Regions from separate parts of the Homo sapiens genome. Here region 1 is linked to region 2. A link is a loop called in an ENCODE intact Hi-C map of the cell type or tissue named here. Cell type or tissue: left ventricle myocardium inferior. All regions are shown on one strand. Links, peaks and the distances in the headings refer to the core of each region. The heading gives the core; the rest is flanking DNA.

Region 1 (7,051 bases), core at 2,901-5,400, 98 kb before region 2:
ATCAGAGAAACAGATACCATTTCACAGCCCTAGGCACATTTTTGATAGATTCTGAATATGTTTACATGTAATTGAGAAGAATCCTTACACTGGCATATGATCAACTGGGCCCCAAATTATCCGCCTTTTGTAAACACTCCACAAACCTTAAAAAAAAAAAATCCAAGAATTTTTAAAACTCAAGGTATCAGCATTTTAGAAAGGCTTTCCTCACATGTGAATCATAACCTCTCAAAGTTCTGTTTTGTTTTTTTTGGGTAATGTTAAGTGTAAAACACATTGATAGAGGGAAGCCAAAATACTTCCAAAGTATAATAGGAATAATCCAAAGTCTGTTTCCCCCACCCCCCTTTACAAGTCTGAGTTTTCACAAACAAACTTTATAGCTGTTCAAATGCTAGATGATGTAATCAAATGAAATACATCAGTATATACTAGGTAGTAATAAATAGACTATTGTCAGATGACATTTGCCTACATCCATAACCTTTAAACACACCACGTATGAGTTTGGATTACAGTCATGTGTCACTTAATGATGAGGATACATTCTGAGACAGGCGTCATTAGGTGATTTTGTCATTGTGCGAACATCCTCAAGTGTACTTCACAAATCAAGGTGGCATAGCCTACTATATACCTAGGCTATATGGCATAGCCTATTGCTCCTAGGCTACAAACCTGTACAGCACGTTACTATACTGAATGCAGTAGGCAACTATTAATGTAGTGGCAAGTATCTGCATATCTAAACATAGAAAAGGTACAGTAAAAACACAGTATTATAACCTCATGGGACCACCATCATACATGCAGTTTGTCATTGATCAAAAGAAACATCATTAGTCGGTGCCATAACTGTATAGTGCTCCTTAATTCATCAGCAAGAAAACAACAAAATTGCTGGTTAACATCAGTACTGATAACAAAATCTTTAATCTTTATAAAAATCTAGCCTGGTAGTCCAAACAGGATGAATCTATTAAAACCATACTTTTTCCTTAAATTAAAAAAAAAAAAAGATTTATTTCTTCTAGAAGATACTGCGACAAAGAAAAAACATTGTCCCAGAAGATTTCTCATGGGCACTAGTTTTGCTTATTTTCAATGCAGGTACTACATATATAACCAAGGCAGCTCCTTCATTGCCTGTTTACCTGGGGATTTTTTGTTCACTCTTGATTGCACCAAGTGAGACTGTCGAGGCAGCAAAGGTGAGGAAGGCAGAGACATCGAGACACCTTTGGCCAAGCTCACCCTATAGGTGTCCTCTGCTGTGGGAAGACTGCTCACAGGAGAGTCAGCACTGTGGTCAAGGTGCAGGACTGGAGAAGTCTCTGGACCAAAGTCACTTCCTAGAGTAGAGAGAGAATACTTAGGTTAAACCATCCATTCATTATAAGTTGATGCAAATTTAACTCCTATAAACTATATTCTCAGAATATAATTCCCACATATCAGATGTGTGTATTGAATTTTTTTAAATGACTTTTCCCCCACTACTCTTGAAACTTTTTACCCTGTGAGGGAAAACTCAAGCATCAGTGAACTCTGCTCCATGTGCCTTTCTGCACTACCCTAACTGATCTGGTTTCAATCCCTAACAAAGGATCCAGGAAGCCACTGATCTGGGATTAGATCAAGGTCAAGTATGAATGATCCACAAGAAGCTTTGATCTCAGAAAAGGAAAAGGAGAGGGCTTACTAGCCTTACATGAGTATCAGTAAAACAGATTCAGATACCAACCCTTCCAGAACTCCCAGGCCTCCACTGCTCCTCTCTAATAAGAAAAGACTAAGTGAGAGTGTAGTCTACATCCACATTCCTCCCCAGCACCATCCCTTGGCTCCCATCCCATCTACTCAACACTCCCCATGACACAGGGCCACCCTCCTAAAACTCAAACAGCCCCAAACCAGTCATGGGACTGGAAACATTGCTCACTTATTAGGCAGCTTCCGCTTGACACTCCACCCCTAAACAAGCTTGGGAACAAACAAGCTTACTATTAGGAAATTAAACATTGTTAAATATGGTAAACCCCAAGTTTCTCCTCAAAAAAACCAGTATGTCAGTATGTTCAGCTCTTATTCTTTGATTCTCCATTTTAAAGTTTAACTTCCTGGTTCTCTTTGGCTTCTCGCTTCTAGTTTCAGTCAACAACTTTCCCGCCAATCCTAATTAGTAGTTCACGTCTGTTCCCTGGTTACCTGCTCTGTCCTGACTCATCCCGGTCACCTGCTCTGACCTAAGTCACCTTTAGTTACCTGTTCCTCACCGTCCTTCCCACCAAACCCCGCCATTCTGGCTCATGCCCCTGCCCTCTTTAAAACAGTCAGTCAGAACTAGCTTAGACTGTGTGGTCCAACCCTAGCCAATAGGGGAACAACACAGCAGCAGGGGCTACCTGCGTCAGGAATAAGAACTCCTGCCCCTCCCCTGTCCAGGTGTGCTCTCGCCATTGTTCCATCTGTGATGAGCACCCTTTCTGCAGAAAGTAAAAACTGCCTTGCTGAGATAATTAAATTTATGTTTGAGTGCTATTTCTTTGTGGCACCAGGGAACAAGCATTTCTAACAACATTCTAGGGTAGACAGAACCTTAAGAAGCAGAAAGGATGTAATCACAATGTTAAAAAATATATACAAGAAAGAGTATCTTGGCTGGAACTAGTCTCCCAAAAAAAAAAAAAAAAAATACAGCCAGTCCTCATGTATTCAGATAACACATTTTCCTCTGACTGCTTCTTCCCACCAATCACCTTCCCCGCTCGTTAGTATGTACTAAGATGGAACTGAGGATGTGCAGGGAAAGAATGTAAATCATTACCTGCTTCTTAAAAAGCATCTTCAAACTCTAAGTCACAGAGAGCAGAATTTGAAAGATGTATAAACTTTCCCACAAGCACACCAGTCTCTATGACAAAAGCTATCCAACCAGTCCTTGCCACGCCTTCCTGGCTCCAAAAACAAACCAAAAAAACCACACATACACACACACAATCAAAGACCAGATTTTAAAAAAAGAAACAATGAAAGCTGCCTAGCTAGGCAGGAACTAAATTCTGCAGATTTTTGTGTACAAGGCTCAAAGGGGATACAAACCAGACCATCAAGTTTCAAGTGGTATCACTGTGCTTGTTTTTTGTGTTAGGAGTCAAGAGGAAGTAGAGTCACCCCCTCCATATAGGACATATGCCTTATATGAGACATATAGGACAGGTACATGCCTTACTTTTTTTTTTTTTTTTTTTTTTTGAGACAGTCTTGCTGTGTTGCCCAGGCTGGAGTGCAGTGGCACGATCTCGACTCACTGCAACGTCCACCTCCTGGGTTCAAGCGATTCTCCTGCTTCAGCCTCCTGAGTAGCTGGGATTACAGGCGCCCGCCACCACACCCGGCTAATCTTTGTATTTTTAGTAGAGACAGGGTTTCACCATGTTGGTCAGGCTGGTCTTGAACTTCTGACCTCGTGATCTACCTGCCTTGGCCCCCAAAGTGCTGGGATTACAGGCATGAGCCACAGCGCCTGGCCAGCACATGCCTTACTTTTAAAGGGAACTCACAGCAGAGCAGTGAACAGAAAAGCCCCACAATGGGCATGTCAGCAAAGTCAGATAATTTTAGTCTCTCCTGGGTTACCTATGCATGGACGGTTTTTATAAACCTGGGAAACTAAAGATTTATCACTCACTGCCCAAATGACTGGCATTTGAAGAAACAAGACAGATCAGAAAACTCACTAGGGCTGGGTGCAGTGGCTCATGCCCATAATCCCAACATTTTGGGAGGCCGAAGCAAGCGAATCACGAGGTCAGGAGTTCGAGACCAGCCTGGCCAACACGGTGAAACCCTGTCTCTACTAAAAATACAAAAAAAATAGCTGGGCATGGTGGTGGGCACCGGTAATCCCAGCTACTTGGGAGGCTGAGGCAGGAGTATCACTTGAACCCAGGAAGCAGAGGTTGCAGTGAGCCGAGATCACACCACTGCACTCTAGCTCGGGCAACAGTGCGAGACTCCATCTCAAAAAAAAAACAAAAAACAAACAATAAAAAAACACCTCTCACTGGCGTTACAAAAATAAGGACATTCATGCAAATGCCCAGGACAAAGTTCTGTCCTCAAGGGAGAGAAGCAGACAGGAGTTAGAGGCCTTTCCTCCTAGAGGCTGTGTGGACAGCAGTGGCCCCCAGGCTGGCCCCCACCCCCCCCCCACACACACACAAGCTTCATCCACCCTCTTTTGCTAGCTAGCACTGTAAGATACCATTGTCACCAATCCCCAGAACCACAGGGGCCAGTCTTATAGCACTGTGCATGAGTCTGGAATCTTTGAGAAACCACCTCGAGGCTTTCGGCCAGGTCACGAGTTTTCCCAGCTGCTTTCCCTTCAACTGTCTGGCGAGGAAACAGATCTTAAGGCAGAGCTAGGCTGCACCATGATGCCAGCGCGCAGTGGAGCCGGATGCCCTCTGACCCGACAAACTTGTAAAAGCTGAGGGATGGTTGTTTTCTCATCACCACCTCACTCTCACACTGAGAATGCAAGCAGGTGCTGTGCCTACAAGAACCACATCACGTCACCTAATTCATGGGTGTACAGGCAAGAATCACCAAGAGACAGATCAGAACTTGGAAAGCACTGAGGCCACAGCCCCAGAACATTACATACAAAAGACGTGTGGGGGACCTTGAAGAGGTGACACTGGTTTTCCATGTGGTTTGAAGAGAGCTACATTGCCCTGTGGCTGTTCTCACATAGGCTAAATCACAGACCCAGCTAGTCAAATGGCTGTGGGATGGCCTGACAGGCCACAAAGGCACTGTCTCCCCTACTCACACATGAGTATTACTGACCTATACAAAAACAAATAAAAACCCAGATTTCAAGTCCTTTAATTTGCATGAGGACACAAAAGAAGGGAGAAATACATGTACCACCACCAGAAATAAACAGCATTGAGAAAAGGTTTATTTTCTTAAATACTTATAATTCTCCAACATGACACAAGAGAAATTAGGCATTGAAGGGAAAAAGAATTAAAAAGTTTCCTAATTATAAATTCTGCCCATAAACTTTGTTTATAACAAGCAAAGCAAATATTTTCATTAATTGCAAATGTGGTGCAGATGAGTTTCCAAAGCATGCTGTAAGCATGAGGACCTTCAGCCTTTGGAGCAGCTGGGCTCCAGCACTATGATTTTATGCAGGCTGCAATAAAACGAGGCTTAAGAGAAGAGGGAGGGGGAGGGGGGTTTCCATTTCAAGTTTACTTTACCATCTCACTATAATCACTCTCAAACATGTTGTTCTGTTTGGTTTGTTTTTCAGAGGCAATAAAAGATCTCTAACTTCCAGTATCCTTTCATTAGAAAGGCACAAAGTAGGGAGAGAAGTTTTATGTATGAACAGGAAGCACAAAGCTGGGTGGATCTAGCACTCTGGAGCCAGGAGCTTTAACTGCACAAGGGCAAGGGGAATACGGTCAAACAAAGAAAGCATCACGATGATGCCACGGGCAGAAAGTGAAAATCTCTTAGGGGCATCCACGTGAACAATACAATATTGGTTCTGGGCAACAAGACACCAGAGATTCTCCAGTAGATGTAACATTCCTCAGCAGAAGCTTAAAGACATTTAAGAGGAATTAAAGATGTTTCACTGCAACAACCAGCACAGCTGGCATATTTCTTAACCCTTGAATAGATACTGTTTTCTTTTAACTATGACCTATTTTATTCCCCACCTTGATTAAGTGATGGGAAGCACATTTCAATCACCCTTCCTGTTACTGCAGGCAGAAATGCCAGGTAGGACGATGCAACCTCTCCAGGGTATGAAAACTATGTTATCAATGACTAGTAATTTACCTCCTCCAGCTTCACTGGCAGGTGTTTCCATTGGAACATTTACACACCACAGACAGTCCCACCTACCCCAAAATGCTTTCCATCGCACAGCATCAAATGCAATCACACTGTCTCAGATGGGAGACTGGGGCCTGGAAGGTAACCCTGAGGAACAGGGATCACAGCTAGAACCTCCCCACAACCGGTCAGCTCAGGCTCTAACATTCTCACCACTTCACACGTTTAAGAGCTTTAATTTGGGGAAAAAGATAGAGATCCCCAAAACGACACATTTTTAGTGAGTATTTTAAATACATAAGGCGTCAGCACACTTTGCTACAAAGGGTATGACAGTAAATATTTCAGACTTTGCAGGTTACATATAGCCTCTGTCACTCATACACACACACTCCTTTGCTTCTTTTAAAATCATCAATTCCCTTAAGTCCAAAAATAAAAGTCCAGAAAGGGCAAGGGGACACACAGACATCTATAAGAACCTCTCTGTTCGTAATAAATAAAAATATATACGCATACAAGTAAGTCAAAGTCATAGTTTGCAAAGATAACAAAATTATCAAAGGGAATAAAGCCATCCAATAAGGCGTTTTAAATTGGCAGAAATGGCTTTTGATAACAGTTCTTTATTTTAAAATGTTTTTACCATTACAGGCTGTGAAAAGGGATTTCAATTCATAATGGAAGAAAATGTCAATCTGGGAGATGAATGTTTAAAGGCAGCTATGCAGAATGGCAACATCCAACATCACAGATTAAAGTACATAGAGTGCAGCATTAGAGACAGCTTTAAAAAATGAGGGCAACGAAGGCAAGGAGATGAAAGTAAAAGCATATTTCAGGAAGGGAAGGCCTGAGAAAGGCAAGGGTGCACTTAGACACTCAGGTAAATAGGTCTGCAGAGGCAGGAAATAAGATTTCCATTTATTGTGCCACTGAAGTGGCTGAGGTGGGGTGGGGCGATAGAAGCTTAGAATAGAAAAAGAAAGATGTTCTGTTTATCCAGCTCCAGAAAACGGAACTTGTGCAATGCATTTAACTAGGGCATTAAATGTGTTAGGGCACCTTTTGTGCAGTCCCCGCCTTACAGTGCACTAATGTTTCTTAAAGGTTGTATAACCACATAACTCTACATACATACACACACACACCCCCCCCTATATTTACAGAAAACTGAAAG
Region 2 (7,051 bases), core at 1,451-3,950:
TTGGTTCCTGATTAGTTTTAAAATCATTATGCACCCCAACTGAATAGGGCTACTGTTAGCAGCTGTAAGGTCTTCTTCTGGGCAAATCCCCAAGTCTGTGGCCTTCAGGGAGTGATTTCTGTCCTTTCTGCATAATTGCACTCTCCTGATTGATGAGCTGATCAGTGTTCCTACCCCTTCCTGAGCTAAACCCTCTCTTCCCGCTCTATTTATTTTCCCAAGAGATCAGAGGGGAGGGGGGAATGGCATGGTGAGGCAGGCCTTTGGCTCTCCCCAAATAAATGCTCAGGCACTCTACATTATTACAACTTTAGTAGCTCAGTTCTGTCCCAGAGCTGACTCACCATCCCTTCTCGCCATCCTTAAAGCCGCCCTTGTGCCAGGAAACAGCTGCTATTTTCTGGATCTTCACAGATCCCATGATGCCCCAGCACCCACAAGTACAGATCCACGTCAGTCCAGTGGGTCACCCAATCACACACATCTGTGCTCACCTCGGAGCATGCCTACATCACCTACATCCTCTCCAATTTCCCACACGCCTCGAGGCTCAACAGGGCACAATCACATAGCGTCAACTGTGCTGTGGCTGGTAGGTGCTGCACAACAACCTTGGCAGAGAATGTAGAAATTACATTTTAAACAAATTTTTGTTGGGGGTAGGGGCTGGGGATCGCATGTACTGATGTTTGCAATTTACTTTGAAATACTTTTTGAAATAAGATGGTGTGATGGGTAGATATGTAATAAAGCCCAGATTGCATGATCTTAATTATAGAATCTAGGTGGGGGGTATGTCAGTATTCACTGTACATTTCTTTTAACTTTTTTCTTTTTTTTTTTGAGACAGGGTCTCACTCTGTCCCCCAGGCTGGAGTGCAGTGGCACAATCATGACTCACTGGAACCTCGATGTGCCCACCTCAGCCTCCCAAGTAGCTGGAACTACAGGCGCACACCACCACACCCAGCTAAGTTTTAAATTTTATTTTTCGTAGACATGGGGTCTTGCTACGTTGCACAGGTTGGTCTCAAACTCCTGGCCTCAAGCAATTCTCCCAAAGTGAAACTTTTCTTCATGTTTGAACATGGTTTACTGCTGGTTGTGTTAAACTTTGATTACTTGGTCAAGGTAGTGCTGGCAGGTTTCTCCACTGTAAATTTACTTTTTCCCCACCTTTCCATACTCTGTCTCTTAGAAGTGAGTCACTAAATTCAGTCCACACTCAAGGTGTAGGGAGGGCTAAGGCCTAGCTAGTGAACGGGGAGGTATCTGCAAACATTACTCGAAATTCTTCTATAAGGAAGATGTCTCTTCTCCCAGTATACAGTTATGTGCAGGTATATTTATTTTATATCTTGGACTATAATGCAGTACATCATATTATTTATTTTGTTGCTCAAATTATTCCAGCTTTGGCTATTAGGAGCTCTTTGAGGTTGGCTGGTATGGCCTTCAGACATGCCCACATCCTTTGTTTCGTGAGCACTTCCTTATTTTCTGACAATGCAAGATGCCCCAGACCTATAATTATCCATTTCTTCAAGGAGTCCTGGTTACTGTGATTAGAGAATGGAATTTAGGAACCAAGATACTGGGGTGTTATTGTTTCTAAGCTCTTTCAGTGAACAGATCTAGGAAATACATGTGTGTCCTAATCCATGAATACACACTAAAATATAATTATTTCTGTATCTATGTCAAGCTAAACCTAAGTTCACATTGAGGTTTCTGACTTTAATACAGTCCCACAAGGTTCGTTCTAGCTTTCCTTCCTTGCATACCTTTGACTTTCCTCTCCAGCTGTGGGAAACTTGGCTCTCTCCATCCACCACCCCTTCACTATTTGTTTAACCCTTGTACATATATAAAGCAGCGTTGGAACTGTCAACCTGTGTCCCATGAGAAACTTTACCCACTAGAGTACAGCGTTTATGCAGTTCTTTTTGTAGTTTTTATAGATTATAGTCAAAACACCATTTTCCAAAGCTACCCAGGTCCATGTCTTTCTGTCCCCACTCTCTTAAGTGACCATGTCATGCAACTGTAAAGCAGGTAGATTCTTTTCCCACAGTCTGTAAAGCAGGTAGATTTTTTTTTTTTTTTTGCCACAGTCTGCATCTCAGTGCCCCACTCCCAACACCCCACACATGGAGAGGTATGAACAGCTGCTGGTTGATGTTTTATAAATTTGCATACACTAAAGTTCTTTCATGTCTATTTTATCTAAATAATTAAAGTCTATTTACTTAAGTAGCTGACATCCCTTCCTATTGGTATACGCATTGTTTTATCCTTAGTACTACAATACTTATGTCTACGTGTATCCCTGACACCTAGCTCAGTTCTGGACCACGAAGTAAATTACTCAGATACTAATAAGATGAACATATTCCACAAATTTATTGAAAGAAACTACTATGTTTAGTAATTCAACACAGTTAATTGCTGGAAGTCATTCAATAAAACTAGAATAATGTTCACTGCAGTGTTATTTAAAATTCAGTAATAAGTAAATAGTTGAAAAAATTATGTTACACCTACAGGCTGGAAAATGAATTACATGCAATCACTAGAAATCATTTCTAGAAGAATGCATATTGATATAATACACACTGCGTGTGTACAAAAATATCAAGTTATACAGCAAAAAGTATGGCATTTATTTAACATATGTCTGTGAAAAGAAAAACAGTTAAGGAAGGCATATACCAAGTTTTGTTTTTGTTTTGAGACAGGCTGTCACTGTCACCCAGGCTGAAGTACAGTGGTGAGATCTCGGCTCACTGCAGCCTCAACCTCCTAGGCTCAAGTGATCCTTCCACCTCAGCCTCACGAGTGGCTGGGACTACAGGCACATGCCACCACACCCAGCTATCAAATAATTTTAGTATTTTTTGCAGACTTGGGGGGTCTTACTATGTTGCCCAGGCTGGTCTCGAACTCCTGGGCTCAAACAGTCCTCCCACCTTGGCCTCCCAAAGTGCTGGGATTTTAGGTGTGGGTCACCATGTCCAGCCATCAAGTTATTTTTAAATTACTTTTTTCATTTCTTTCTAAAAGTAACAGACAGAAGACTGCTGTGTGGAAAACCTTACAGAGAATTCTTCCAAGACAGAGTGTTGGATCTGACAAAGAAGAAACAGAATCAGTTTCTGTGGACCAGGCAGAGTGCACCCACGGCTGAGCCAGGCCAGAGATGCACAGGGCACGGCAGGCTGGCTGGTGGATGCCCTCGGGTCGGCTGTAATCCGAGATGAGCATCAAAAAGGCCAAGGCAGTAGGTAAGGCAGTGGGTGTCAGTGCTAATATGTTTAATACAGACAGAAGGGTGGAATTGAGAGCTGTCTGGGGAAGCATCCTGAGAAATGTAGGGTTTAAAGAACAGGAAAGATTTAAATAGAGGCAGGGAGGAGGAAGGGAGGCAAAATGAATGGAGACAGGTATAAGACTGCCCCTCTGTCTGGAAGGTTTCTCATTATCCCATTCTGTAAAAACCCAGGGGAGATCTTAAGCAATGACAGCCATGGGGAGCCTCAGTTTGAAGTTTCCAAGAGTCCCGCCCTCGGGTAATGTGCTACAGGGAGGGAAAGGATTGCCTAATGGGATCTGGTTAGCCTCTAGCACCAGATAACCTCAAGTGGCTGTTAACAGGAGCCTAGCTCAGGGTTTTCAAAGATTAACGTTTTCACATTGGAATTTACACTCCACTGGTATAAAAAGTGCCTTTTACCAGAGAATAACACAAACACATGGTAACCATCCATTACACAGGAAGTTCAATGGCAATATAATAACCAACTCTCAGTTTCTAGCAATTTTCAATACACAAAACTGAGCGCCCCCCCAGCCAGCCACCTTCAAGACTAGATCACATATGTAAATACAGAAAGAGCTACAGGACAACCTTATGCAAACACAGGGAATCCCCAGCTCACTGTAACAGGTGGGGGAGAATTAGTATTTGCTGAACACTTAACTAGACAAGGCATAGGTATCTTACACCCATTATCTCCTTTAACCCTCAAAACAAACAAGGCAAAGATCAGCCCCATAAATGGCTAGTCTGGAAATGGCAAAAATTTAAATTTATACTCAGCTCTGTCCAGCTCGAAGCCTTCCATGTTTCCACTTTGGAGTGATGTTTCAACAAACTCAAAACAGGCTTAAATACACCTTTAGTATCACTGGTTTAAAAAGAAGAAATCAGATCAGTTCTTTCTCCAAACAGTAGTTATTTTGTGAGATAATTCATACATGATGTCAAGATTGCAACTTTAAAACCTAAAGCATATTCTCAAATCTGAATGCAGTAAAGTTAACCATTTATGACTTGGCAAAATAGTATTACAATAACCACAAATAAATCAACTTGATTACAAAGTTTTAAAAAGTTACAAATCAAAAATAACCTTTTGCAACATGAAGATCTCAAATTGAGACACGAACATCTAGATTTGATTCTTTTCATTCTCAATGACAACTAATCTACTTTGTACTCTTAAAATATATCACCCTAGGCAGGTGCGGTGGCTCACATCTGTAATCCCAGCACTTGGGGAAGCCAAGGGAGGAAGGATGGCTTGAGCCTAAGCACTGTAGACCAGCCTAGGCAAGTAGACATCCCATATCTACAAAAAATAAATAAAAGATTAGCAGGGTTTGGTAGCACTTGCCTGTAGTCCTAGCTACTCAGGAGGCAGAGGCTGGAAAATTGCTTGACCCCAGGAGTTGGAGGCTGCAGTGAGCTATGCACCACTGCACTACAGCCTGGGCAACAGTGCAAGACCTTGTCTCTAAAAAATATAAAGAAAAAATAGTAAAATAAAATAGATCACTCTATTCCTATATATCCCTTCTCTGCTCCTACGCACCACCTCTCACCCCAAAAAGAGATTCTTGCTTCTATGGTTAATTGCAAAACAATTCTATGATTCAGAAACCAGGAAATAAAAAAGATTAGGATCCGTTGATAGTTATAATCTCCATTACCCTGAGATAGAAATCCCCCCCTGGAAAGTGAAAATCAGATATGTGTAGTGCACTAGAGATACTAGGGCACTAGTGCATGGTCCAAACAATGAGAAAGGTTTTTCATATTAAAATGATTTAAATTTTTAAGTACTCTTTAAATGACCAGAGTGATAGTGTCAAATGAACACTGTAGATATTGGCCAAACCTCAGAACATACATTCATACAGAAGGCATTCAAATGCTATTTGTTATGGAATAAAGGCAATTCAGGACAAAAGGTAATGTCTTCTCTTCAGACAAACCAGGAGATGACTTTAGAAATTAACTTTTTAAAAATTTAACAAGAAAATTTAAGGGTTGAAAGTTCGAAGAAGAGAAAGTTCAGGGGAGAGAATTCAGGACAAAAGGTAATGTCTTCTCTTGAGACAAACCAGAAGATGGCTTTAGAAATTAACTTTTAAAAAATTTAACAAAAAAATTTAAGAGTTGAAAGTTCAAGGGAGAGAAAGCCGACCCCCATGTTTTATTTCTTAAGAACAGAGGATTTCCCATTCCCACTGCTTCACTTGACTAGCCTTAAAAAAAATAAAAAATAAAGGCGGGCACGGTATTTCATGCCAGATCACTTGAGCACACAAGTTCAAAACCAGCCTGGGCAACATGGTGAAACCCTGTCTCTACAAAAAATACAAAAATTAGCCAGGTGTGCTGGCATGCATCTATAATCTCAGCAACTCAGGAGGCTGAGGTGGAAGGATCGCTTGAGCCTAGGAGGCTCAAGTAAGCTGATCGTGCCATTGCACTCCTGCCTGACAGAACGAGATCCCACCTCCAAAACAAACAAAACAGAACAAAAAACAAAACAAAACACTGCCAAGTGCTTTGCTGGGGTTAGGAGAACTGAACCAAAGTTTGAGTTCACCCACTTCCACATAGCTGCTGTGTGACCGTTTAATCTGACTCCTTTCCTTGGCTGAAAACTGCTCATATTTACCTACACCTTAAAACGCTGTTATAAAGCCCAGAAGGAACATCTATTCCTTCAGACATACTTGCTAAATATTTTCTCTCTGCCCTGATTCTAATGACAAAGAGGTCATACCAGCCCCAAGAGTCTAGGAAGAGATGAGCATGAAGGCAGTAAACTAACGCGGCTGTGATGGAGAACACACGAGTAAAGGTGCAAGTGAAGCACAGTGAAGTAATCACAATGTTCCACAAAACAGCAGCTATTTAAAAAGCCAAGGAGGAGAACCACACAACACCTGGGGAAATGCATGAAATATATTACACAGTCCGGGAGCGGTGGCTCATGCCTGTAATCCCAGCACTTTGGGAAGCCGAGGCGGGTGGATCACGAGGTCAGGAGATCGAGACCATCCTGGCTAACACGGTGAAACCCTGTCTCTACTAAAAATACAAAAAAAAAAAAAAAAAAAAAAAATTAGCTGGGCATGGTGGTGGGCGCCTGTAGTCCCAGCTACTCAGGAGGCTGAGGCAGGAGAATGGCATGAACCCTGGAGGCAGAACTTGTAGTGAGCCAAGATCGCGCCACTACACTCCAGCCTGGGCGACAGGGCAAGACTCCGTCTCAAAAAAAGAAATATATTACACAGAAAAGCCTATAAGTACATGTATACCTTAGCTACAGCTATACATTTTTAAGGCATAGGCAAAGAACAGAAGGGAAGGAAGGAAGAGAATAAAATCATGGCTGCTGCACTTAAACACTTTCTTTTTTTTTTTTTTGAGACAGGGTATCAGTCTGTAGCCCAGGATGGAGTGCAGTGGTGTGATCACAGCTCACTGCAGCCTCTACCTCCCTGGGCTCAAGCGATCCACCCACCTCAGCCTCCGGAGTAGATGAGATTGCAGGTGCACACCACCATGCCCATCTAATTTTTGTATTTTTTCTAGAGATGAGGTCTCACCTGTGTTGCCCAGGCTGGTCTCAAACTCCTGGGTTCAAGCGATCTGCCTGTCTCAGCCTCCCAAAGTGCTGGGATTACAGACATGAGCCACCACACCCAGCCTAAACGTGTATTACTCTTTTCTCTCGCTTTCCAAACTTTACAT

What was found. Hi-C counts contacts between places; a loop is a spot of excess contacts. Peaks named below come from ENCODE experiments on the same cell type or tissue, not always from the same donor. Only the 100,000 strongest peaks of a DNase experiment are listed, where the experiment ranks them.
Region 1: a loop joins it to region 2, with 1.9 times the contacts of the local background. A loop is called at or near these places in 1 of 110 quality-filtered maps.

What each region holds. Positions count from the first base shown.
Region 1 is chr2:159,091,941-159,098,991 of GRCh38, reverse strand. It overlaps TANC1 (tetratricopeptide repeat, ankyrin repeat and coiled-coil containing 1), which reads right to left. Exons shown (of 27, transcript NM_033394.3): 4 at 1,158-1,355. Among named protein-coding and RNA genes, the nearest start is that of MIR6888, 91 kb to the left of the region's middle. In left ventricle myocardium inferior, for the core only: no CTCF peak of the experiment used is centred there; a DNase peak (open chromatin) is centred at 4,401; H3K27ac peaks cover 2,500 bases.
Region 2 is chr2:158,992,038-158,999,088 of GRCh38, reverse strand. All of the region lies in intron 1 of TANC1 (tetratricopeptide repeat, ankyrin repeat and coiled-coil containing 1), which reads right to left. Among named protein-coding and RNA genes, the nearest start is that of TANC1, 27 kb to the right of the region's middle. RefSeq lists an enhancer at 3,389-4,046. In left ventricle myocardium inferior, for the core only: a CTCF peak has its summit at 2,558; a DNase peak (open chromatin) is centred at 3,558; H3K4me3 peaks cover 382 bases; H3K27ac peaks cover 1,295 bases.